Regions from separate parts of the Homo sapiens genome. Here region 1 is linked to region 2. Evidence: read pairs that join two places in POLR2A ChIA-PET (ENCODE). Cell type or tissue: OCI-LY7. All regions are shown on one strand. Links, peaks and the distances in the headings refer to the core of each region. The heading gives the core; the rest is flanking DNA.

What was found. Peaks named below come from ENCODE experiments on the same cell type or tissue, not always from the same donor. Only the 100,000 strongest peaks of a DNase experiment are listed, where the experiment ranks them.
Region 1: POLR2A ChIA-PET joins it to region 2 with 6 read pairs; 2 of 35 experiments call an interaction of 5 or more read pairs at or near these places.

The regions. Positions count from the first base shown.
Region 1 is chr11:78,527,066-78,535,065 of GRCh38, forward strand. It overlaps NARS2 (asparaginyl-tRNA synthetase 2, mitochondrial), which reads right to left. Exons shown (of 14, transcript NM_024678.6): 6 at 1,777-1,871. NARS2-AS1 (NARS2 antisense RNA 1) reads left to right here and starts at 6,111. Exons shown (of 4, transcript NR_120566.1): 1 at 6,111-6,238. In OCI-LY7, for the core only: no CTCF peak of the experiment used is centred there; a DNase peak (open chromatin) is centred at 6,426; H3K4me3 peaks cover 1,274 bases; H3K27ac peaks cover 2,030 bases.
Region 2 is chr11:78,379,604-78,397,094 of GRCh38, forward strand. The region is part of intron 1 of GAB2 (GRB2 associated binding protein 2); the gene reads right to left. It also overlaps the pseudogene ZNF75CP. Among named protein-coding and RNA genes, the nearest start is that of GAB2, 29 kb to the right of the region's middle. In OCI-LY7, for the core only: no CTCF peak of the experiment used is centred there; no DNase peak of the experiment used is centred there.

The sequences.
Region 1 (8,000 bases), core at 1-8,000, 140 kb after region 2:
TACAGATCTTTCCCAGCAGAGTTGCAAATAACTCTACCAGGTAGAAGAGATAATCCCAAAGTTTAGGGTGTGTTGGTCCTGTAGGACATTAACCAGTTTATAACTGACCTAGCACTCTTATTCCAACTATTAAAATGTCTATAAATACAGAGGTCTTCAGATGCTCTTTGAAACAGTTTTCTATTTTACTTGTTTCCTCTGTAATATAATCAACTGAATGAAAACTTTGATACAAATTCATTTTGTATTTGAATGAGTCATGTTTTTAATTTTTTTAAATTATAATTCCGTAGGCATAAGAACATTCCATGACAGGCTTGACACGGCCTTTCCTACATCCAGATCTGCAAATCCTATAATCTCACCATGTTATTATGACACTTTTTCTGCATAGTATTCTGCTAATATTGCCAGTCATTTGGTTATTGGAACTATCAAATAACATATTTTTGTTTCAAAGATAAATCAGAAAAGAACATGTTACTTTCAAGACCATCTTTATTCCACCACTGACTTTCCATTCTTCTAGCAAAGTACAAAAGTAAATATGCAAACTATTCTATTACATTTTCCTTGAGTTTTCTCATCTGTGCATTTTTAAAACAATGGAAAACACCAAAAGATTCCCTTCCTTTCAAGTGAGCTATTTCCAGAAAAGATTTTTTTAAGTCCTAATCTCTATAATGAGAAAATATTTAAAGAAAAAGATACATAAAGAAAACTCAGTACTTGATGAGTCTGCATTAACAAATTACCCCCAGAGGCCAGGCTCAGTGGCTCCTGCTTGTAATCCCAGTGCTTTGGGAGGCTGAGGCGGAAGAACCACTTGAGTCAAGAGTTTGAGACCAGCCTAGGACACATGGTGAGAACCCACCTCTACAAAAAATTTTAAAAATTAGCTAAGTGTGCTGGCACATGCCTTGAGTTCCAGTTACTTGGGAGGCCTAAGGCAGGAAGATCACTTGAGCCTAGAGTTTGAGATCAGCCTTGGTACATAGCAAGACCCCATCTCTACAAACAATTAGCCAGGTTTGGTGGTATATACCTGTAGTCCCAGCTACTCAGAAGGCTGAGGCAGGAGAATCACTTGAGCCCAGGAGTTTGTGAGCTATGACTGTGCAACTACACTCCAGCCTGGGCAATAAGCGAGATCCCACCTCTAAAAAAAATAAAAATAAATGGGAATTACCCACAGAATTACAGAATATAAGATTTAGACAGGATTTTAAAGGTCTTCTTTCTCAATCCCGTTTTAAAGAAAAGGTAGGCCCCAAGGAATACAGTGACTTTCCAGAGGTCTGACAGTTGCTAAAATTCATTTGATCTGACTTAAAAGATGTAATTTGCTGTACACCTCTCAAAATGTAGGTATGAGTTAATTTTATTTAAACCAATTACTGAAAAAAAAATTATTCCGTCTGTTTCAAATACTACTCTCTTTAAAATGAAATAGACTAATACCCGGTTCAGGTATAAACTATAAATTGCCTTTACTTCCATAAATATGATTAATTTAAATAAATTCTGATTACATGTTTGGGATTCAAGCAAGAAAAATTAGTAAAAAGAAAAAAATGACAACTTTGTATTTTCAGTGTTACATTTTTCACTAAAAACAAAAGTCTGTACTACAAGTAAGAAGCTTAAATATTTTGGAAAATTCAAGTGAACTAATGATAAAGACTAATTTCAACTTTTAGGTTTGAGCATGGGAAGGGAAGCACTCTCAACCAAACCATAATATATCAAAGCAAAAGAGAAAGGAAAATTTCATACCCTGACATCACTTCTAGATGAAGTTGTCCTGAGACAGTTAAGAAAGCAGGAACATTGAAGAAATTCTCCTCAGGTACCTTAAGTTTGCCTGAAGGCTGCAAATCAAAAACATAAGCCACAAAAAACTATTAAATGTTTTGCTTTGCATTTCACATTCATATACATGTCACAACTAAAAATCACAATGCAATTAAATCTATGTGAAGGCAGGTTGTTCTCAGGAAAATAAAGGTAGTTACACATCTAAGACAAAACGCCAGCTTGGAAAGTGCTAATAAAGGCAAGGAAGTTTGTTCCATATTTTCAAAACATACAATAACCAAAGGACCAAAGTACCTTTGTCACAAAATATACTTCCCCCTAAAAAGTGATTCTGATTAAGAGGCAATCTAAGGCAAGAAATTATGAATTAATTTTTAATGTGAAGAATTACATAACCTCAAAAGGTTGACTTATGATTGAGACTTAATTATCTCAAGAGAATAGCCTCTGGAACATGCGAGGTCATATTTATTATTAAAATATTAATAGTAATGCTTTTAACACAGATTTTTATAAACACATTATGAACTTTCAAAAACAGTATTTCATTTAATTGTCACCATAACTAGGTAGCAGGAAAAGCATGACTCTATCTTTAAAAGATACACTGAGCAACAAAACCTTTATGAACTTACAATATAGAAAGGGTGATTATTCCATCTGAAATGAGTAGGAAACAAGCCATTCAACATTTGTTAAGAGTTAAGCTAAAACAAACTACCTGGAGGCTAAACACAAACAGTATAATAAAGAAAGCTTCTGAATCAAGTTATGAGTATCATATCCTTTTCTGGGGAAGAAAGTTACACTTGTTTTTGTTGATTTAAACACAGGGTCTCATTATGTTGCCCAGGCTGGTCTTGATCTTCTGGGATCAAGAAATCCTCCCACTTCAGCCTCCCAAAGTGCTGGGATTTATAGGCATGAGTCCCTGAGCCCAGCTTCTTGTATTTTAAACTGTGCACTTATTTGAAAATGTTTTAGTGTAAAGGTGTAGTCACTGTAAAAGCAATATAGCCAATTTAAAATATGTAATGGAGAATGTAAGACTCTTTTAACAGGCTTAGTACCAAATATTAAATTATGGCAACACAGGAAATAAAGTTATTTAATTTCATTGGTTGTTCTAAAAATACTGCATATCATGTATCGGTATCTGTGGATAAATAAAAAATGTACTGTAAAAATTATCAGTTGAATCTTTTATTTTTATAATAACTGCCTTTTTTTTTCAAACTTACTTTGATACTAGTCAGAGATCGATGAATGCCTTTTTTATGAAAAAGTCCATCTTTAAATCTCATTATCAATGAAAGGGTATTGCTTCCAAAGATATTTAGTACTCAAGACTAAATACTTGATCTGATATATGTTAAGATTTTAAAATAAAAGATCTGTTCTCTGATATTTCTTCATTATTTACTAAAGAATTGCTTTCCGAAATGAGGTCCAACAAATTTATAAGACTACCATACTTTCTCCTTTCCTTCACCACTTTAGTCTATAATTTGTACTAATTTAACTTCACTTCAGATGGTTTCTCTCATTTCTTGTATTTATATAAAAAAAAAGTCTGGTCTTAATAATAAGATTTATTTATTTATTTTTGAGACAGAGTCTCACACTGTCGCCCAGGCTGAAGTGCAGTGGCGCGATCTTGACTCACTGCAACCTCCACCTCCCAGGTTCAAGTGATTCTCCTGCCTCAGCCTGCCAGTAGCTGGGATTACAGGCATTGGCCAACATGCCCAGCTAATTTTTGTATTTTTAGTAGAGATGGGGTTTCACCATGTTGGCCAGGATGGTCTCCTGACCTCAAGTGATCTGCCGGCCTCAGCCTCCCAAAGTGCTGAGATTACAGGCATGAGCCACCGTGCCCGGCCTATGACTAGATTTTAGATTTTCATTTATCAGCACTTGTACAGAATGATTTCTGATTTTTCTTACATTTCTTTAATTCAACTTATTTAAAACATACCACTACTTCATTATGCTTTCCAATGTCATGTTAGCGTTTACGTAACAAACTGATACTACCTTACTATAAATTACTTTTCTTTTATATTACAATTAAAGTATTATACTGATTTTTTAAACTTCCCTTTGTATTATCACCTATATATTTTATCTCAGAATATTAAAGAGGGTATATAAAATATTGGTTGTAAAAAGTAATTACAAAAAGTGATATCAGCAAATATGGCAGGATAGGTAGCTCCAAAGGACTGTCCTGCCACAGAAAAATAAAAGAAAAAAAATGAACAAAACTGTCAGAATCAATTGTGGGAACTCTCGAAGAGAGTTAAAGGTTTATAGCAATCAAGCAAATGCTGAGCCAAAAAAAAGGCAAATTAAAAATGGTAGACTCCACCCAACAGCAGCAGAATATACGTTTTTTTCAAGTGCACAGGGACCATTCTCCAGAGTAGACCATATAATAGGCCATAAAACAGTCTCAATAAATCTTAAAAAACTAAAATCACACAAGGTATCTTCTTTGATAACTATGGAACGAAACTAGAAATGTACAATAAGGGGTTGCGGTTACTAGGGAAAAAAGTTTGGTGGTTCCTTAAAAAGTTAAAATTGAGTTACTAAATGGCACAGTAATTCCATTCCTAGGTACATACCAAAAAGAATTAAAATGAGGTACATAAACAAACACTTGCACACAACTGTTCAAAATAGCACCATTCACAACAGCCAAAAGGTAAAACCACCTAAATATCCATCAATGGAAAAATGAATAAACAAAATATGATATATACATAGAATGGAATATCATTCAGCCATAAGGAATGTATATACCTATATATTAAAATTAAATGTTTTAGCATGTACTTATGTATGTTAAAACATAGATGAACAATGAAAACATGCTAAGTGAAAGAAGACAGACTTAAAAGGCTATGTATGATTACATTTATATGAAACATACAGAATAGGTAAATCCATAGAGACAGATGGATGAGAGTCATGGTTTGTGTAGAGGGGAAAATGGGATGTAACTACTAAATGGGCACAGGGTTTTCTTCTGGGGTGGTAAAAATGTTTGGAACTTAACAGAGGTGGCAGTTGTAAAATACTATGAATGTACTAAATGCCACTGAAATGTACCTTTTAAAATGCTTAATTTTATGACATAAATTTCACCTCAATTCTTGAAAGTAATTATTGAATCTTAGTAGCTTCAAAAACTACCAACCTAGGATTGCAAATTTAAGATTTAGGATTGTAATCTTAAATTTGTAATCTTACGTACTTATGGTAGTGATAAAGAAACAATACAATATATGAATTAAACACCCAACTTTGTGACTTTATCAGTGGGGAAGGATTTCTTTAACAAAAGCTCCAAATTGCCAACGATAAAAGGAAAAACTGATGAATTTATATATGTTAAAATTAAGAATTTCTATTTAATAAAGGAAGATATAGGCAAAGTTAACAGACAAATGACAGATTATGAATGAAATATTTGCAACATCTAAAACCGCCAAGTGATTAATGGACAGAATATATAAGGAACTCCTGCCAAGAAAACAAAAAAAGAGAAAATAATCTGCTCCCCAAATGAGAAAGAAGATATACAGAAATGAAGACTCAAATGGCTAATGTGAAAATAATTTAAATGAAAGCTGCTGAAACTTTAAATTACTCTGAGCCTTGAATAAAATGTGATTGATTGTAAGACCTAGCTCATACGGGCAAGTCACTACAACTTTTGTTTCTTCCTATTACAGATTAACCTTCTTTCTTATTTTTCTTGCCCTGTAAAACGTTGTGAAAGATTAAATGGTGCCCCTTACCTCTTAGTTACTAATTCTTTGTTATAGATTAACATCCTTCCTTTTTCATGTACCCAGCTCAGACCAGATGGCGAAAGGCCCCATGACTACCAAATTGATAGGGATGCAATTTTAAATATATCTTTCCTGAAAAAGAATAAGCTGTAACCAATCAAACTGCTGTAACTCATAAATCAGCATTGTATTAAAAATGTGGTAATACTTGTAAACTTCTTTGCTTCTACTTATATAAGTGAAGCCTCAGCTTCTCCACTTCTCAGCAATGACCCAACTACTCTGGAGTCTTGTTTTTTCTGGGTGGCCAGTCTCAAATTTTGCACTTGAACAAACTCTTTTAAAATTGGATTCTGGGCCTCTTGATTATTTCAGGGTGACATTTTGGTGAACCAGATGGGACCCAAATTAGGCCTTCATTGACTCCTGCTGTTTTGCCAACAGCTGGAGCCCCAGCACCAGCATGGACCGTTGCATCCAACTGACCTCGCTGAAGACTGCAGAAGCCCTTGGTCAGACTACTCTCAAGGTTGAATCTCCCTGGCTTGACTGAGATTCAGACTTTATGGAACCTGATTCAACAACTGATGAGACTGGAATTGAAGCACTACTTTAAGGTAGGCGTTTAGTTTGTTATTCTCTTATTCCATTATTTGTGTATATTTGTGATTTTTTCACTTTTCTCTGAGATTAAAAAGTCTTGCTTGTCTTATTCACTACAGTTTGTAACCTTTTCTCTCATTTGAAATTTTATCATGGAGAAAGCAGTTTCTCTTTGAAAAGAGGAAGTGAATGTCTACAGCTTAGGCAAATTTTCTTAAACTGGCCAGATCTAAAGCTCCATTCAATTTGGCACATTTAAAATTTCCTTTTGAGTGACCAAAGTTTATAAAAGACTTTATGAGCACAAGAAAAGTCCCAAAGACAAGGGGAACTGTACCTCCTGGCTGAAAGGCACCTTAGGCAACCAAGGAGTCTCCCAGGAGTGTCAGAGCATATCACTCATAACATGTAACAGTCCCACAGGATTTGGACAAATACATACTGACATGTATCCACCACTACAGTATCATACAGAATAGTTTCACTGCCCTAAAAATATGTGCTCCACCTAGTTATCCCTCCCTTTCCCCTAACCCCTGGAAACCATGATCTTTTTACTTTCTCCATAGTTTTGTCTTTTCCAGAATGTCACACAGTTTAAATCATACAATATGTAGCCTTTTCAGATTGGTCTCTTTGACTTAGTAATTTGCATTTAAAGTTTCTCCAGGTATTTTCATAGCTTGATAGCTCATTTTTTTTCAGTGCTGAATAATATTTTACTGTCTGGATGTAACAGATACAGTTTATTTCTCCATTTACCTAATAAAAGGCATCTTGGTTGCTTCCAAGTTTTGGCAATTATGAATAAAGCTGCTTTGTAAACATCCATGTGCACGTTTTTGTGTGGATATAAGTTTTCCACTCCTTTGGGTAAATACCAAGGAGCAGAACTGCTGGTTCTTATGGTTGGAGTATATCTAGTTTTGCAAGAAACTGCCAAACTATACTGCAAAGTGGCTGTTAAATCTGCTGCTCCACATCCTTGTCAGCATTTGGTGTTGTCAGTGTTATGGATGTTGGCCGCTCAATAGGTACATAGTGGTACTGACTGGCTTTTTAGTGTGCTTTGTGCATCATTTTCTACGGATCACATGGTTCATACACTACTACCTTCAGCCATTACACTGAGTAGCAGTTATTTTTTTTAGGAATCTATGAGCCAGAATTTCTTGGAATGTTGGTACACCTAAAAAGTAAGAAACATGGGGAATGTTCTGTAAGTTCCTTTAGGCTGCTGACTGACTGATAATGAGTGAATAAATCAGAACTTTGTCAGTGTAACCTCCTCCAGATACATTCACAAATTCTCAAACCTCTTAAGATCAAAGATTCATACTAAATACCTTTTGTTTCACAGTGTTATCTCATCAAATTAAGAAATATTGGGGCTCCTAAGGGACACGGTCTCTCTTATTACTGGATCCTGCATCTAGCCTATTACCTGGGAATAGCAGTTACTCAGTAAATATTTCTTCAATTGAAAAACGAATTGAAGTAGGACCTGGAAATATGGGAGATACCTAAATCTGAGCGAGGACACAAATTTCTCAATGGAAAGAGCATGGAAAAAAACCTCCATTTGTGTTAATCCTTGGGAATTAAGGAATAATGTAATCCAAGGAATACAGCAATAAAAGAAATGTTTGAATAACCAAACGTTAAAACATAGTATAAAGCCTCTAAATTAATACAGTATATTAGTGGTACACAAGTAAACCTGTGGGATATAACTGAAAGCCTAAACACAGACTTTCACATATAAAAGTATTATAT
Region 2 (17,491 bases), core at 3,795-11,794:
AATTCAAATTCAGTTCTATTTTAACATCAAAATCAGAATGTTTCCTACTGTTGAGAGTGTCTTACAGTTAAGCTGCAGTCAGGACACAGCTGTCATTGCCTGCACAAGAGTGTACTTGGTTGTCATGTCTGTCATTGTGACTGAACAAATACAACCCTGAACAAATAAATCAAGGGCCATTTTAAGGAGAAACATGAATTTCAGTAGTTGTGAGACTTTTTGCTAAGATCTTCTAGTAAGACCAAGAAAGTGCCAAAGTTGAAACTTGCAAAATACGTGTCAGTAACCTGAAAGAAAAATTTGAAGACAATGTTGAATCATTTTTAAGAAATGTTGCACCATCAATACTCTTGATGGCATGCAGGGCAGTTATTATGTAGGCAAATATGGACAATGAATTAAAAAGTGATTGAAAGCTAGAATTGATTATGAAGTAGTTTTAGAAATTTCTTTACCAATGTTTCATTTATACTTTTCTTTTTTGTGTATGCAAGAGAGTGCCGGACTATAAATCCATGTCCGCATAAGTCTACAAGCACTCTTTCAATAAGGTATTTATTCCCCTGCTTAGTGGAATATAAAATAATTGTGAATGACATTGAATGAGAACTTTTTTTTTTTTTGAGACGAAGTCTCGCTCTGTCGCCAGGCTGAAATGCAGTGGTGTGATCTCAGCTCACTGCAACCTCCGCCTCCCGGGTTCAAGTGATTCTGCCTCAGCCTCCCAAGTAGCTGGGACTACAGGTGCGTGCCACCATGCCCAGCTAATTTTTGTATTTTTAGTAGAGACAGGGGTTTCACCACGTTGGCCAGGATGGTCTCAATCTCTTGACCGCGTGATCCGCCTGCCTCGGCCTCCCAAAGTGCTGGGATTACAGGAATGAGAACATTTCTAAGGCCTCATTTGAAAATTGGGATGACAAAGACTCCCTAATAGCTGTAGAATAAAATGCAAATAAAACACAGCATTCAAAGGCCTCTATAACATTGCCTAAATCTACATTTTCCACTCTTGTCTCCTATCACACTTCCAAGTCCACTACACACTGTGAAATTAAATAATTCAAACTGAAAGCTATTGGAACTTTAAATTATTCGGAGCCTTGGGAGGAATGTGGCTATGCAGCCTGAGTCACATGTCATGCAGCTGCAACTTCTGCCCCCATTCCCCACCCCCAAACCCCCCACCCCGTAATTAAGACCAAATGGCGCCAGAGATAAGACCATCTCAGAACGTTGTCCCTCCTCATGGAGTAATCTTCCTTGGAATGTAGGAATCTGTAACCAGTCAAATCACTGTAACGTATGCACTGGTCTTGTATGGGAAATGTTGTAATCCTGTTAAAATTTCTGTGTCTCTGCCTATGTAAGTGAAACCTTATCTTCTCTACTTTGAAACTCTGACCCCATTCATTTGGAGTCAGTGTCTCCCAGGTGGCCATACTTAAGCTTTGTACTCAAATAGACTCTACTTAATCGTATTTTCTGAATCTCACTATTTAAGGTTGACAATACCAAATTATACACATTATTCCTTGAAGATCACCTGCTCCTTTTCACTTCTGTGCCTTTAAGTTGTTTCTTCCACTGAAAATGTCCCATCTCCCATCCATCTCATTTACTAGAAGGTGGTCTTGAATAGCTTCTTTAATCTCTCAATTCCTCACTTTTCTTATCTTTGAAATGGGAATCTAACTTTAGGTTTGATTTGAGGATTTAATGAGCTAATACATATAAAGCACTTAACACAGACTCCAACTAACCTGTGGTCAAGCAGTATTTATCTGTGTCTTGAGAGATGAGTCTCAAAAAAGTAGTGAACTAGCCAAGGGCACACAGCTTATTTAACAGCTAAGGCAGAGTAAGAACTTAGACCTCCTCACTCCCAGTACAGAGCTGTCTTTAGATTTAAGAAATGGCTCTTCCTCCTCCCACCTGCTACAGCCAAATACTGCTAGACTGGTAAAAAAGGTTCTTCTTTTATTTCCCTAGAAGCCTGTTTCTCCCTCTTCCTCCTTTCCCTATATCAGATCTCCTAAACATGTTACTAAAAACTAAAAGGTAAATAGATAAAAAAAAAAAGGTTCCATGTTTGAGCACATTTGACCCTGTGTTAAGCACATTAAATGAGTTTATCATTTCAGAGCCTCCAATGTAGTTATGTACATATAGAGTCACCATGAAAAAGAAATATAGTATGGATTGTTTCTCAAATTATTTAATCAGAGAACCAGAGGTGGCTGTATCACATATGTGAGGTCAGGCCATTAAAACCTACACACTTAACTTCGCAGTTCCTTGCTGCTTAAAGAATAAGAGCTCTAACTCCTTAGCATATGAGAATCTTCATAACTTGGCCATGCTAATCCCACCACTTCTCATATATCAGCTCCATTCTCATCATTCCAGCGTGTCAGTAACAAGTTTTACAAGTTGTTCCCTTTGGCTAAAAGACCTTTGTTCTCTTCTTCTAGTCCAAGTTTTACTGATCCCTCCAGACCTGGCTGATGGAACCAAGCCCTGAAGCCTTCTCTGAATATTCCCAATCAATTAGCTGTACCCTCCTCTGTGCTCTCATGGCACTTTGTTTATGTCGGAATTGCAGCATCTCAGTGGCTCTCAGTTAACCGTTGATTGATTTCCTTCTACACCTGGCTCCTGAAGGCCAAGGACTGTATCATTTACATCCCCAGTGAGAGGCATCCTGTAGGCACTCAATAAAAGCCTACAATTCCTTGGCCCCCCCTTCTGCTGGAGCAATATTCTTTTTTTTATTATTATTTTTTTTTTTTTGAGACAGAGTCTCGCTCTGTCGCCCAGGCTGGAGTGCAGTGGCGGGATCTCGGCTCACTGCAAGTGCTGGAGCAATATTCTAAAACAAAGCTTTCCTGGATTCTCAAAGACCTGAGGTATGCTTTTTTTCCTAGTGTAAATAACAATAGGGATACTTACACTTTAATGCCTAATAGACCCTCCAAGAACAGCAGTTAGGTAAGTCTCTGTGTATTGCATAGTACTGCACATAAAATTAAGTCACCACGCATGGAAAGCAATGCATTCCTTCCTTTTCAGTCAATTGTAATCATGAGACCTTTTAGACTTAGCCACAATAAATCCTATTTTTCTAAACGTTCAAAAGACTGTCAAATGTTGTTCCTCCAATTTTAATAAAGTCCCTGTAGATTTGAGAGCAGAAAACATTTATTTTATTTGTTACTAAAACAAGGAACTCGATTAGAAGTCAACAGTATGAGATGAAAACTAGAGATTATGAGCCATGATTCTTTTACTCATGATAGAGGTTCTGGCCTCTCAGATTCCCTAGACTAACGTTTCTCAGAAAACACATTTAGTCTATCCTTTGTCTGACTTTAGAAACAGTCTTCCAGCCGGGTGTGGTGGCTCACGCCTGTAATCCTGGCACTTTGGGAGGCCAAGGCAGGTGGATCACCTGAGGTCAGGAATTCAAGACGAGCCTGACCAACATGGCAAAACCTTGTCTCTACCAGTAACACAAAATTAGCTGGGCATGGTGGCACATGCCTGTAGTCCCAGCTACTTGGGAGGCTGAGGCAGAAGAATCGCTTGAACCTGGGAGGCAGAGGTTGCAGTGAGCTGAGACCATGCCATTGCACTCCAGACTGGGCAACAAGAGCAAAACTCCGTCTCAAAAAAGAAAAAACAGAAATGAAATAATCTTCCAGAAAAGGCTGCAAGTCATGACTGGCAAGTAGAGAATACTACCATTTCCATGAAAAGTAGGCATAAGATAAAAAATTCATTAATTCAAACACTGAAACACAAGGAATGGCATAGCTACGACAATGTCTTTTTCTTTTTTTTTAAGACGTGGGGTCTCAGCCGTGTGTGGTGGCTCACGTATGTAATCCTAATACTTTGGGAGGCGAGGTGGACAAAATCATTTGAGCCCAGGAGTTTGAGACCAGCCTGGGCAACATGGCAAAACCCTGTCTCTCCAAAAAAAAAAAAAAAAAAATACAAAAATTAGCCAGGTGTGGTGGTGTGCGCCTGTAATGCCAGCTACTCGAGAGGCTGAGGTGGGAGGATGGCTTCAGCCCAGGAGGCAGAGGTTGCAGTAAGCTGAGATCATGCCCCTGCACTCCAGTCTGGGCAACAGAGCCAGACCGTGTCTCAATTAATTAAATGAATGGCCACAGACCTCGTCCCAGGAGTAGTGAGTCAGGGTAAGGTCTCTGGGAGGTGGAGGGATTGAATGGGAGAAATGATCTTCCAAGGCCCTTTCCAAGGCTCCCAAAATCTTGGAACTTTACTCGCCAGGCATTGCGGGCTTTCGTGACATTGCTGGCTTTCCTGACATTGCTTTTCAGTGGTGCAGGAGCAGAGAGCTTCACTGCCCAGAGCAGCAGCGTGGCGACAGAGGCATAGTTGAGCAAAGAAAGAGGAAAGGGGCCTCCAGGGAAGCCAGAGCTGACTGAAGTGTTCTTGGGAAGATCTATTCATTGATTTTGTACCAAACCTGCACTCTCATTTTGTACCAAAATGTACCAAACCTGATGCACCTCAAAGGTGGCACCAGATGGGTGTGAATGTCACACACAGGAGTAAAACTCTTCCTAGAGCAAATGATAATGAGAGAGCTGAAGGCAGATGCATGCTTGAACTCTCATATGGGAGCTATGTGGGAGACCAACAGGTCTGTGAAAGAGAACTCCAGTCAGAGTAAGAAATACAGCACACAAATCGAGTGTCTCAGTCCTGGGAGTGCTTGCAGGCACTTCCGGAGCTTCCATTATCATGAAGCAACTGAACCGCTTGAGGCTATCAACCAACTTCAGAAATTGTGCCATCAGTGGCTGAGGCCAGAGATCCACTCAAAAAAGCACATTTTGGAAATGCTGGTACTAGAGCACTTCCTGACCATCCTGCCAAAGGGGACCCAGAACTGGGTGCAGAAGCATCATCCACAGCTTGCCAAACAGGCCCTGGTCCTGGTGGAACGCTTGCAGAGAGAACCTGGTGGAACAAAGAATGAGGTCACAGCCCATGAGCTGGGAGAGGAGGCAGTGCTCTTGAGAGGAACAACAGTGGCCCCAGGCTTCAAGTGGAAGCCAGCAGAGCTCGAACCAATGGGTCTGTTCTAGAAAGAATACTGGAACACATACAGGGTACTACAAGAACAGCTGGGCTGGAATACTCAGAAAGAAACCCAGCCTGTATATGAAAGAGCTGTGCATGTTCAACAGATTTTAGCCCTTTCTGAGCACAAAAGCACCAAAGACTGGAAGATGGCACCTAAGCTCATCTGGCCTGAGTCCCAGAGTTTATTGACATTTGAAGACATGGCTGTGTACTTCTCTGAGGAAGAATGGCAATTATTAGGTCCTCTTGAGAAGACTCTCTACAATGATGTAATGCAGGATATCTATGAGACTGCCATCTCTCTAGGGTTAAAGCTAAAAAATGACAATGGAAATGACTATCCTATAATATCGGTTTCTGCACCTGAAATACAAACAGCAGGATACAAAGTATCAAAAAAGACCAGAATGAAAATTGCCCAGAAAACAAAGGACAGGGAAAATCATGGTGATACACACAGGGTATAGAAATGGCATCAAGCTTTTCCAAGGAAGAAAAGAAACTTACAACTTGTAAACAAGAGCTTCCAAAACTTATGGATCTTCACGGGAAAGGCCACACAGGAGAGAAACCTTTTAAATGTCAGGACTGTGGGAAAATCTTCAGAGTTAGCTCAGATCTTATTAAGCACCAGAGAATTCACACTGAAGAGAAACTCTATAAATGTCAACAATGTGACAGGAGGTTTAGATGGAGTTCAGGTCTTAATAAGCACTTCATGACACATCAAGGAATAAACCCATATAGATGCTCATGGTATGGGAAAAGCATTAGTTATGACACAAATCTACAAACACACCAAAGAATTCACACAGGAGAGAAGCCCTTTAAATGTCATGAATGTGGGAAAATATTCATTCACAAATCCAACCTTATTAAATACCAGAGAACTCACACAGGTGAGCAGCCTTATACTTGTAGCATATGCAGGAGAAACTTTAGTAGGCAGTTGAGCCTTCTTAGACACCAGAAACTCCACAGAAGATGGGAAGCATGTCCAATGTCTCCAAACTGAGGAAAGTTACCATGTAGAGATTGATTTTAGATGTGATGAAAGAATACAAAATTATGAGGCACCCAATGATAGGAATCTGTCATCAACAGAACATTTGGGAGGGGTACATATTATGCTTCACAAAAGTTATCTAACCTGTCTTATTCAGCATTGCATCTTTCATGCCTAGCACAAGACTGATACATAATTAGTATTTTATTAATAAAAAAATGAAAGTGTAGCTATGAGATATCTTTACCTGTCTATCTATACGTATGTATCTGGTTATTCAAAGCTTCCCCATCCCCAGTCAGTGCCTGAGATATATGATGGTCAAGACTCTTAGACTCATTCTTTATTCTTTGTCAGGAGAGATGGAAGGTAAGAGTACCTGGGCCCTCTCAAGGGAGTTCAGAGAGAATTACTAAGTTAGGGACAGTTTCAATAGCTATCATTCTATCTATGTGAACAATCAAACCCAGGACTCAGGGAACTTTATAACAGAAAGAGGATTCAGTGTTTGCCCTGGGAGAAGTGCCCCATTCTAGTTGCTTCTTTCCTGAGTACCCACTACCACAATGTCTTCTGTCAAGGAATTACAAGTAGCAAGGGAAGGTCTGGCTACAAGGACAGACCTAGGGACCCTGCAAGCACTTGATATCTCTTCTCTTGCTGACTCTGTCAACACAGACAACACAAAATGGAATGATGAAGGAGGCAGTCTTGGCCCTCATCCAGGTATCTGTTTCTTTGTAGAAAGTACACATAAGTAATGAAGGTCTTTTTCTGACTTTCATTATGTGCACTGGATGGAGGCTTTCAAACTGGTGCTACACTGCTGCAGGGCCTAAAGGGAGGCCTGTCCTTATGGCTGATCAGCTACAACCCTATATGCCTGAATACTCTGCAAGAAGGCCTGGAGGTTTTCCAAAACTGATTTATTGAGAATGGCAAGGAGGGCCCTGTGACCTCTTAGCCTTGGTGCACAGCTAATACCAGGAGGGAACATCCTGAAGTGTCAGAGCAAAGTAAGGCATGTGGCTTAGAGTAATGACCGCAGTCAGGGCCAGGCAAGATGTAAATTGTTTACTCATGTTATTGGTTTTCCTGTCTTCCCTACTGGCCAAAGTGACTATCTCTTACGAAGAGACAATGTGATGTCAAGGAAGTTGGAAGGCACGGATTTACATCTGGTTTATAAATGTTGGCCAAGCCTTCTATATATTTATTATTTCATAAAATTGTACTTTTAAATCAAAATGACATGTTTTGTTAGATTTAGACATTAAACAAAACGTTGTTACCAAAATAATGAATGAATGAATCAATCAATCAATGAATGAGGTGGGGACTCACTTTGTCACCCAGGCTGGAGTACAGTGGCTAGGTCATAGCTCACTGTAGCCTAGAGCTGCTAGGCTGAAGCAGTCCTTCTACTTTAGATTCCGTGTGAGCCCCCCACAATGGAATATCTTCTTTTTCTTTTCTTTCTTTTTAAAACTCTTCTTTTCCTCACACTGTATGACCTCTGAGGCTCCAACTACTCCTTATCTGGCATGCTTCCCACATGATCCCTTGGGCTGTCATCTTCTCTAGATGTACTAGCATTGGTCAAGGTTTTCAGACACTTTCTGAAATACGCATTTCTAAAGTCTAGGGTACGATGTTCTTGCTCTTCACTGCTAACAAGCTAAACTGACCATCACGTTATCAAGTTCTCATCAAGTTTATATTACCAAAATCTCTACCAATGGGTCAGAATTAAGTCCACAGTAACAGTGGTCTCTCAGTGGGTTGAGAAACAAATTTGTTAACACGATAGAAAAGGATGTGTAGAACTGCTTAATCATTACATAACAAATAGTTGAAATCTGCCATCACTCACATATCCTGCTGTCAGACTGTACAGAGTTAGCAAGAAAAATCCACAAATAAATGACAGAAGGGAATCACAATGGACTAAGGAGCTTTACTCACAATCTGCCAACTACCTCATGTAGAAAGTGAGGCTCAAAGAGATTAGATGACTTATCCAAAGCTATATTCCTACTAAATAGTAGAGCCAGGATTCAAATTCAGTTTATTTTATATGGAGACACCAACCAGGCACTAGAGGAAGATTGCTTGGGGTCAAAATGTGGTTCTTTTATTTTCTAATGGAGACATCTTTTGCAATTTTCCTAAATACCCTGTCCTTTAGTTTCTTATCCACAAAATGGAGAAAATAAAAGTGAAGGTTAACTAATACATAAGAAATGCACAGGACAGTACTCTATATAGTAAGTGCTCAATATGTATATAATATGCATAATAAATTATGACTCCGTATTTTTTTTTTTTTTAGACAGAGTCCAGGCTGGAGTGCATGGCACGATCTTGGCCCACTGCAATCTGTTTCCTGGCTTCAAGCGATTCTTGTGCCTCAGCCTTCCAAGTAGCTGGGACTATAGGCATGCACCACCACACCCGCTAATTTTTCTATTTTTCAGTAGAGACGGGGTTTTTTTGCCTTGTTGGCCAGACTGGTCCTGAAGTCCAGACTTCAAGAGATCCAGCTGCCTCAGCCTCCCAACGTGCTAAGATCACAAACATGAGCCACTGTGCCTGGCCTCCACATTGTTTTTTTGCGACAGGGTCTCGCTCTGTTGTCTAGGGTGGAGTGCAGTGGCATGATCACACGTCACTGCAGCCTCAACTTCCTGGGCTTGGGCAATCCTCCTACCTCAGCCTCCTGAGTAGCTGGGACTACAGGGATGTGCCACCACATCCAGCTATTTTTAAGAATTTTTTGTAGAGACAGTGTCTTGCTATGTTGTCTAGGCTGATCTCGAACTCGTGGGCTCAAGTGATCCTCCTGCCTCAGCCTCCCAAAAAGCTGGGATTACAGGTGTGAGCCACTGTGCCTGGCATCATATTGTTTATAGATGGGGCTCACAATATAGTCCCAGAACATAATTTCTCTTGTCTTTATCCAAATGTTCTCTACCAACCTTTTGCCCTCAGAGCTATGGATATCCTTAGAGAACATAACTTCAAAATAAGCAAATGCAATGATTCTATTCCCACCATCAGTCCTGCTTATTTTTGTTTTGTTAAAAAGAGAGAGAAAGAGACTGAGAACTAGAGCGAGAAAGAAAGTTAACCCTTACCTTACTTTAAATCATACTTCTTTGGGTAGAAACAGAAGAATGAGAAACTCCACCCAACGGAGAAATGAACTAGGGATGTATTGGTCAGAAAAGATCTTTCTCCTAGAAATCTACCTGAAAAGTCTAAGGATGTCAATAGAATTCAAACTGATATTTAATGAGTACATATTAAGCATTTACTCAACAGGTGGTAAAATTAGCACAAGACCTAGTCTTTGCTCCCAGGGTCCTCCTAAGCTGGCAGAGGAGAGGTATTCATGCTCCTAGTTTCTTGGCAGAATGTATTAAGTGCCAAGATAGAGTCTCAATCAACATGTTCTGAGATCACAACAGGAAAAATGACATTTTACTTTGGGAGAAACATCTGAGATTGACATGAAGAACAACTCCATGTCCTTTTCTACCTTTTCTTTTAGAGAATGACAGAAAAGCATGTGGTTTTCCTTTTTTTTTTTTTTGAGACAGAGTTTTGCTCGTTGCCCAGGAAGGAGTGCAATGGCACAATCTCGGCTCACTGCAACCTCCGCCTCCCGGGTTGATGTGATTCTTTTGCCTCAGCCTCCCAAGTAGCTGGGATTACAGGCATGTGCCACCACACCCAGCTAATTTTTTGTATTTTTAATAGAGACAGGGTTTCTCCATGTTGGTCAGACTGGTCTCGAACTCCCAACCTCAGGTGATCCACCCACCTCGGCTTCCCAAAGTGCTGGATTACAGGCGTGAGCCACCGCGCCCGGCCGTGGTTTTCTTTTCAGGTAAGAATGTTCTGAAAATAGTGGTGATGGCTGTACAACTGCATAAATATACTGAAAACACTGAATATGTACACTTTTAAATGGTGACTTTTATGGTATGTGAATTACATCCCAACAAAGCTGTTATTTTCAAAACAGAATTGAGACACCATAAAGTTGAAGCCCCTTTTACCACCCCTGCCAGTCAAATCCCCACAAGTTACCAATATCATCAGTTTACTATCATTCTTTTGTTATACCTTTCTCTCTCGCAATGCCTAGCTGAAGTTCTTGCACACAGCAGGAATTTTAGGCATTTGTTGCATAATAATTTTGTACATGGATAAGATAATACTTTGTTCTTTTCAGCATAATATAGATCCTTTTGTATCTACCACCACATAAATTCAGTAGTTCAGGACCAGGCAGCTTTAGAGTACAGTTTATGTTAACACTACACACGCCACGTGCAGTAACAAAAGAAAATAGTACTCACTGGCTCAAAGCTCACCAATCACAAATTCAGTTAACAAAAAACCTTGATATGGAAGTTCATGAAAATAAGGAGATAATTTGCATCTGTTCCCTTGGTTTACAAAGGGTTTGAAATAAATGAAACCAGGCTTGGCGAGGCTATTGCTTTATAGCCCACACCAGCAAGCTATAAACAAAGGATTTCTCACTAGGTCAACCCAACTTATACAGAGGCCTTAAACAGTCTCATAAAAAGACTTGTTCCTTTGGGAAGCCAAGGCAGGAGGATCACTTGAGCCCAGGAGTTTGAGACCAGCCTGAGAAACATAGTGAGATCCCGTATCTACAAAAAAGAAAATAAAAATTAGCTGAGTATGGTGGCAGGTGCCTGTAATCCTAGCTACTCGGGAGGCTGATGCACAAGAATCACTTGAACCAGGGAGGCGGAGGTTGCAGCAAGTCAAGATGGTGCCATTGCACTCCAGCATATATAGATATATATAAAGAAATTGCTAAGAGACTGGTGGACCTATAGAGGCCTATGGTTGGGACAAGCAGTTCTCAGTGTATAGAGACTTTGAGACAGATGTCCAATACCGCGATCTCCTCCAATAATGGGTTCATGCACATCACTCCGAAAGACAGAATAAGTCTCAACAGGTGACTCAGGAATACATCAGAAATTAGACACTGAAGTAGAAAATTCCACAGATACCAATGTAGATATCCTCTTCTCTCTCACACAGATACATAGTAAGCATTACATAATCCGTGATATGTATTAAACATCAACGGTTTGCCAGACACTGTTCTAGATTGATGAGGATCTGGAGATCAATAACGCAGATGAAATCCCTGCCTTGACCAAGTAAGATTTCCAGCAGAAATAGGGAAGTGGGCGGTACTATGAAAGCGGAAGTATTTACTCAAAGAGCCCTGATTAGGAAGCTGACCTTTGAAAAGATTCAAAGGAGACTTTATCCTGAAAAATAAATGTTATTGTGGCAGTTTTAAAAAATGGCCAGCCTGGGCAAAATAGTGCAACACCATCTCTACAAAATACAGAAAAATTAGCTGGATGTGGTGCCATGCACCTGTGGTCCCAGCTGTCCAGGAGGCTGAGTTGGGAGAATCGCTTGAGCCCGGGAGGTTGAGGCTGCAATGAGACGAGATCATACCACTGCACAACAGCCTGGGTGACAGAGACCCTGTCTCTAAATTAAAAAATAAATAAATAAAATAAAAATTAAAATGACCACAAATTCTTTGATACTCCATCTACCAAGAGGTTGGAAGTCTATGTTCCCTTTCCATGAATCTGAGTGGACTTGTGACTCCTTCAATCAATGAAGTATGGCCAAAGTAACACTATGTGACTTCTAAGGCTAGGTCACTAAAAAAGGCCATGACATCTTCATCTTGGCCACTAAGACATTCACTCTTGGAGCCCTTAAGCACCATGTAAGCAGTCTGATTGCTTAGAGACTGCCATGAGAGGAAGCCTGGGCTCCATGTAAAGGCCACTGGTAGGTGCTCTCATCAACAACTGCAGCTGAGCAGAGCCTTTGAGTCATCCCAGCCCTGGTGACAGGTATGTAAGTGATGCTTTCGGAGGATTCCAGTTCCTAGCAGTCAAGTCACTCTGAGCCATTCAAGCCTTCCCAGTTGGGGCCCCAGATATTGGGGAGCAGAATCAAGTTCCTGCCATGCCCTCTCTGAATTCCTGACCCACACAATCTGTGAGTAAAATAAAATGGTTACCTTATGGCATTAACTTTTGGGCATGCTTTAATCATGACCAAAGATGTATCGTGAAGCCAAAGAAACTGGAACAAAGATGGAAACTGACAGAGAAGCAGACAGCTATAGAAAATATGAAAACTGCCTGGGTGCAGTAGCTCATGCCTGTAATTCCAGCACTTTAGGAGGCCGAGGTGGGCGGATCACGAAGTCAGGAGTGAGACCAGCCTGGCTAACATGGTGAAACCCTGTCTCTACTAAAAATACAAAAAATTAGCTGAGCGTGGTGGTGCGCACCTGTAATCCCAGCTACTCAGGAGGCTGAGGTAGGAGAATTGCTTGAACCCAGGAGGCAGAGGTTGCAGTGAGCTGAGATTCTGCCACTGCACCATAGCCTGGGTGACAGAGCAAGACTCCTTCTCGAACAAAAAAAAAAAAGAAGAAGAAGAAGAAAACTGTATTTTCTTTGCCTAAGCCTAGTTAGAAAGAAACCACTGTCCCATCACAAGGGACTAAATAAACTGTAACTCTTTTGATTGTTATCTATTTTATCTACAGATGCTACAATAGAAAACATTTCAGTTGTTAGGAACAATCAGTGCAGTCGAAAAGGAATATGGGTAAGGCACTACTCTGCTTGGCTTTTCAGGATGGGGCTAACATTCCTATGATGCCATTCCAAGTTGTCCATGAACCCATTTTTGCCTCTTTCTCTTGATGCAAGTACATAATAGGTATTCAGTAACTTTGTGGAATGATCGATAGAGTCTGAGGAGGCAGGGGAGAGAGAAGATACTCTGGACAGAGCAGAGACCACGGTGGGCAAAGGTAATGAAGATGGGGGTACTGGGGAGAACAGAGAGACTCACTTGAACCTTGTTCTTCATCCCTCTCCATCCACACACCTTACCTCGACATTCATGAGCTCACATCTTTAGGCCTTTAAACTGTTCTCATTATTTGAAATGTTACTTTTCCATCTGTAGATGAACTCCTGTTCACTCTTCACATCCCAGCTCAATTATAATTTTCTCTGCAGCCTCTGACACTGCCCCACTCCAAGTGGAGTTAATCACCCTATTCTACTTTCTTGCAACACTTTCCACCGTCTTATCTCTTGCTTCTGTACCTATGTGCCAAACACCAGGTTAGAAAAGAAAGATGACTATCCTTGAGAAGTCCCCATAATTAAGAGAAGAGACTAAAAACACAGTCACGCTGCAACATCATAGGAGCTGCAGAGAGGCAGGATGTTGAGGGAAGATAAATCTCCTTCAGGAGGATATCAGGAAGTATCACAAACCATGTGACATTTGAGGCAGGCCTTGAAACTGAGTAAAGATCAAAAGGCTGCCTGGGGGAAATCTATGGAATCACAACTGCAAAGGTCTCAAAAGGGAGCTGCTGAGTTAACAGGAACATCAGGTCAGGTCAATCTTTTCCCTCCCTACTGCTGGAGATTCCCCCGCTCTAGTTATTCCAAGTTCCCTTATTACAATGCCTGAAGTCACACAGTTTTCCCAATTACACGAATAAAGTGTATCAAAAAGCACCTTGCATTTGAACAAGTCATTTAAAATATGAGCCAATAATACATGAAAATATATTCAAACTCAGTAGCAATCAAAGAAATCCAAATCAAAACAACTATTTTTTCACCTATCAAATTATCAAGTATTAAAAAATTAAAATGTCTAATATCAAAGAAGAATCAGGGAAGCCAAAACTATCCTTTCTGAGAGCCAATTTGGTATGATGCATCAAAAAGCCTTACAAATAATTATACCCTTTGAATCAGACCCTCTTTTGCAGAAATTCATCCTAAGGATAAAAGTCTTTGCTCTAAAGATCATCACAGCATTATCTATTATAAAATAGCGGAAAATAGTTAAGGACTAAAATATCCAAGAACAGAAGAATCAAATAAATTTGGCACTGCAATAATTGTAACAGTTACCACTTATTTATAGAGTGTTTACAATGTGCCTGGCATTATCATATTTAATACCACAGAAATCCATAAGGTAGTTATGTAAGAGAATGTTGAATGTGACTTTTTCAGTTGCCCCACAATTGGTAAATAGAACTCACAACTAAAGACAGAGAGGAGGTGAGTTCCCCACAAGGTAAAGACAGCAGTCAATAACTGGTGCCAGGCTAATTAAAGAATTTATTAAGAAGCCATACTATGGGCCAGGCGTGGTGGCTCACGCCCGTAATCCCAGCACTTTGGGAGGCCGTGGCAGGCAGATCATGAGGTCAAGAGATCAAGACCATCTTGGCCAACATGGTGAAACCCCATGTCTACTAAAAATATAAAAAATTTGCTGGGCGTGGTGGCACGCATCTCTAGTCCCAGCTACTTGGGAGGCTGAGGCAGGAGAATGGCGTGAACCCAGGAGGCGGAGGTTGCAGTTAGCCGAGATCGTGCCACTGCATTCCAGCCTGGGTGACAGAGCAAGACTCCATCTCAAAAAAAACACCAAAAAACAAAAAAGAAGCTATACTATGAGATCTTCTACCCCAACCATGTGCTCCTGCACTGTCCCTCTCCCTCCACAGTCCACAAAAGAAGAGCAGAGATAAGAGGGGAAATCTTGGATTCCCTGACCTACTATAATGTGCTGTATTTTGGGGTGGTCCTCTCCCTACCCCACGGTGGGCTCCAAGATCATCAGTTACAGAGACTAGGGGTACCAAAAAAGAAAAAAGAAAAGAAAAGGTTTGGGGTAATAACTTTTAAAAAGTGTAATGTCTTGTGAATATCTGATCAGGCAGTCGACTTACAGATTTGGCCTGCACCAATCTGGACAGAGGAAGGAGAAACTGAGCAAGAAGGAGCAGCACTGCTGTTACCCCACTGTTTGGCACAGATATGTCTTCCCTGGGTCATACAGTCCATAGAAATTGCTGGTCTTAAGCCCTCTTGCCAGTTCCCCACCCAAAACGGCTGCCCAATAAGCAAGTGGACCAGGGCCAGGTGGTACCAGAGAAGAGTGAGGATGTCCTGAAAGAGACGAAAAGAACTAAATACCAGTTTCTTCTCCAGGTCTGGAGATCATGCGGTGAGGAAGCCCACCCTCCAAAGAACTCACAACAATGGGGAGTGGACCCACAGACAGTGCTAGACAGGCAACCTGTAAATGCCATCTAGGAGGACTCAAGAGCAGCCAGTGAAGAGACTCGTATCCTTGTCCCTCGCCCTCTTGCTCATTTTACACACTGGGCAACTGGGCACTGGAATGACTGGAGACCAGAAGGGCCAGGGAAGAAATATCAGAGAGAGACTGTATCTCCTCCCACCCCTACACTCTCCAAGGTGAAGAATGGGGAAGAGGAGTAAAAAAAATCAACCAGGCCAGGCGCGGCGGCTCACGCCTGTAATCCCAGCACTTTGGGAGGCCAAGGCAGGCGGATCACATCAGGTCAGAAGTTCGAGACCATCCTGGCCAACACGGTGAAACCGTGTCTCTACTAAAAGTACAAAAATTAGCTGTGTGTGGTGGCACATGCCTGTAATCACAGCTACAAAGAAGGCTGAGGCAGGGGAATCACTTGAACCCAGGGGGCAGAGGTTGCAGTGAGCTCAGATCATGCCACTGCATTCCAGCCCGGGCAACAGCAAGTCTCCATCTCAAAAACAAACCAACCAAGTCTACCTTTTCCCACTTCATATCCCAATAGCCACAAGCCTGGTTAGAGTAACAGGAGTAAGTAAACCTTTCAATTAGATATACTGAACTTTTCAAATGGTCAACTTTCAGTAACCCAGTGTGACCAGGAGGTTGTGAACTCTGCCTAAGGTATCATCTGTCCTTGAGAGGAGAAGGGAGATTTGGACAGAGCAGTTGGGAGTTCTGACTGGAGAAAAACACAATTGTTCATGTTTGCACCCCTCTAAGCGAAAACTATTCAATTAACAGGCTAAGGTTGCCATTATCTCTATTTTACAGACTAGGAGATTAAAGCTCAGAAAGATTAAGAAACTTGCCCACACCCACAAAGCATATGGGAGGTTTAGTTTGGATTCCAATCCAGGACTAACCTCAGAGCTCATGCTTTTTATGATTACATGAGGATTTTTCAAAATAGCATCCAACATATCCTTAGGGATCTGCAAAGCCAGTACACATTTCTTTTTTCAATCTTGAGTTTTCAACTCAAGCATTATCTTCTTAAAAAATATAAGCATAGTATCGACTACCTGAATCATCTTGCAGGTGAATGCTGATCCTTGATTGCCAGCATTTGCATTTAAAATCTTACAGATATCAAGTAGTAAGTTCCTTAATTTTCATATACTAATGACTAATCAGAAAGGACAGAGGTGACAGCTTATAAATAATGTGGTCATACCAATTAAAAGCCAATGCCTTGCTACACAAAGCAAAGTTTCACCGTAGTTCAAACAAAGAAATGTGGTAGGAAAAAAGTATGGGACACAGGACAGACAGGCATCAAAGAAGTGCTATATTCACATCTGAATCACCAATTTAGTTTCAGCAAAATATCTACTGTTGTTAACGTGAATTATATGGATTCTGAAGTTTTAAATTGAATTTGTAAATTTGTTTTCATATATAATTGTGGGAGAGCTATAAGAACATGTTTACACCTCACAGTTTTTGTTTATACAAATTTTGGTAAAGAAATAATTAAAATAATTTAATTCAACAGCAAGAACCAGTACAAATATATGTTTAAAGTGTCCTTATTACACATGCTTGAGAAACTCTGTGGCCATTAAAAACCTATGTTGTAGATGACTATTTTGTGATGCGGAAATATTTTTTCTTTTTTCTTTTTTTTGAGGCAGAGTTTCACTCTTGTTGTCCAGGCTGGAGTGCTCTCAGGTCACCGCAACCTCCGCCTCCCGGGTTCAAGCGATTCTCCTGCCTCAGCCACCCGAGCAGCTGAGATTACAGGCATGTGCCACTGTGCCCGACTAATCTTGTATTTTTAGTAGAGATGGGATTTCTCTGTGTTGGTCAGGCTGCTCTCCAACTCCTGACCTCAGGTGATCCACCCACCTCAGCCTCCCAAAGTGCTGAGATCACAGGCGTGAGCCACTGCACCCGGCCAGGGAAATATTTTCAATATATTAACTTAAAGCACACAAAGGGTGAAACAGCCTCACCTTCATTTTGTAAAATATACATAGCACATATAAATACAGGAAAAAGAGACTAGGAAATACTCTAAAATATTAATGTTTAGGCTTGACAGGAGTATTACAAGTGCTATTTATTAATATTATTTTTGTGATGTGTGTTTATAAT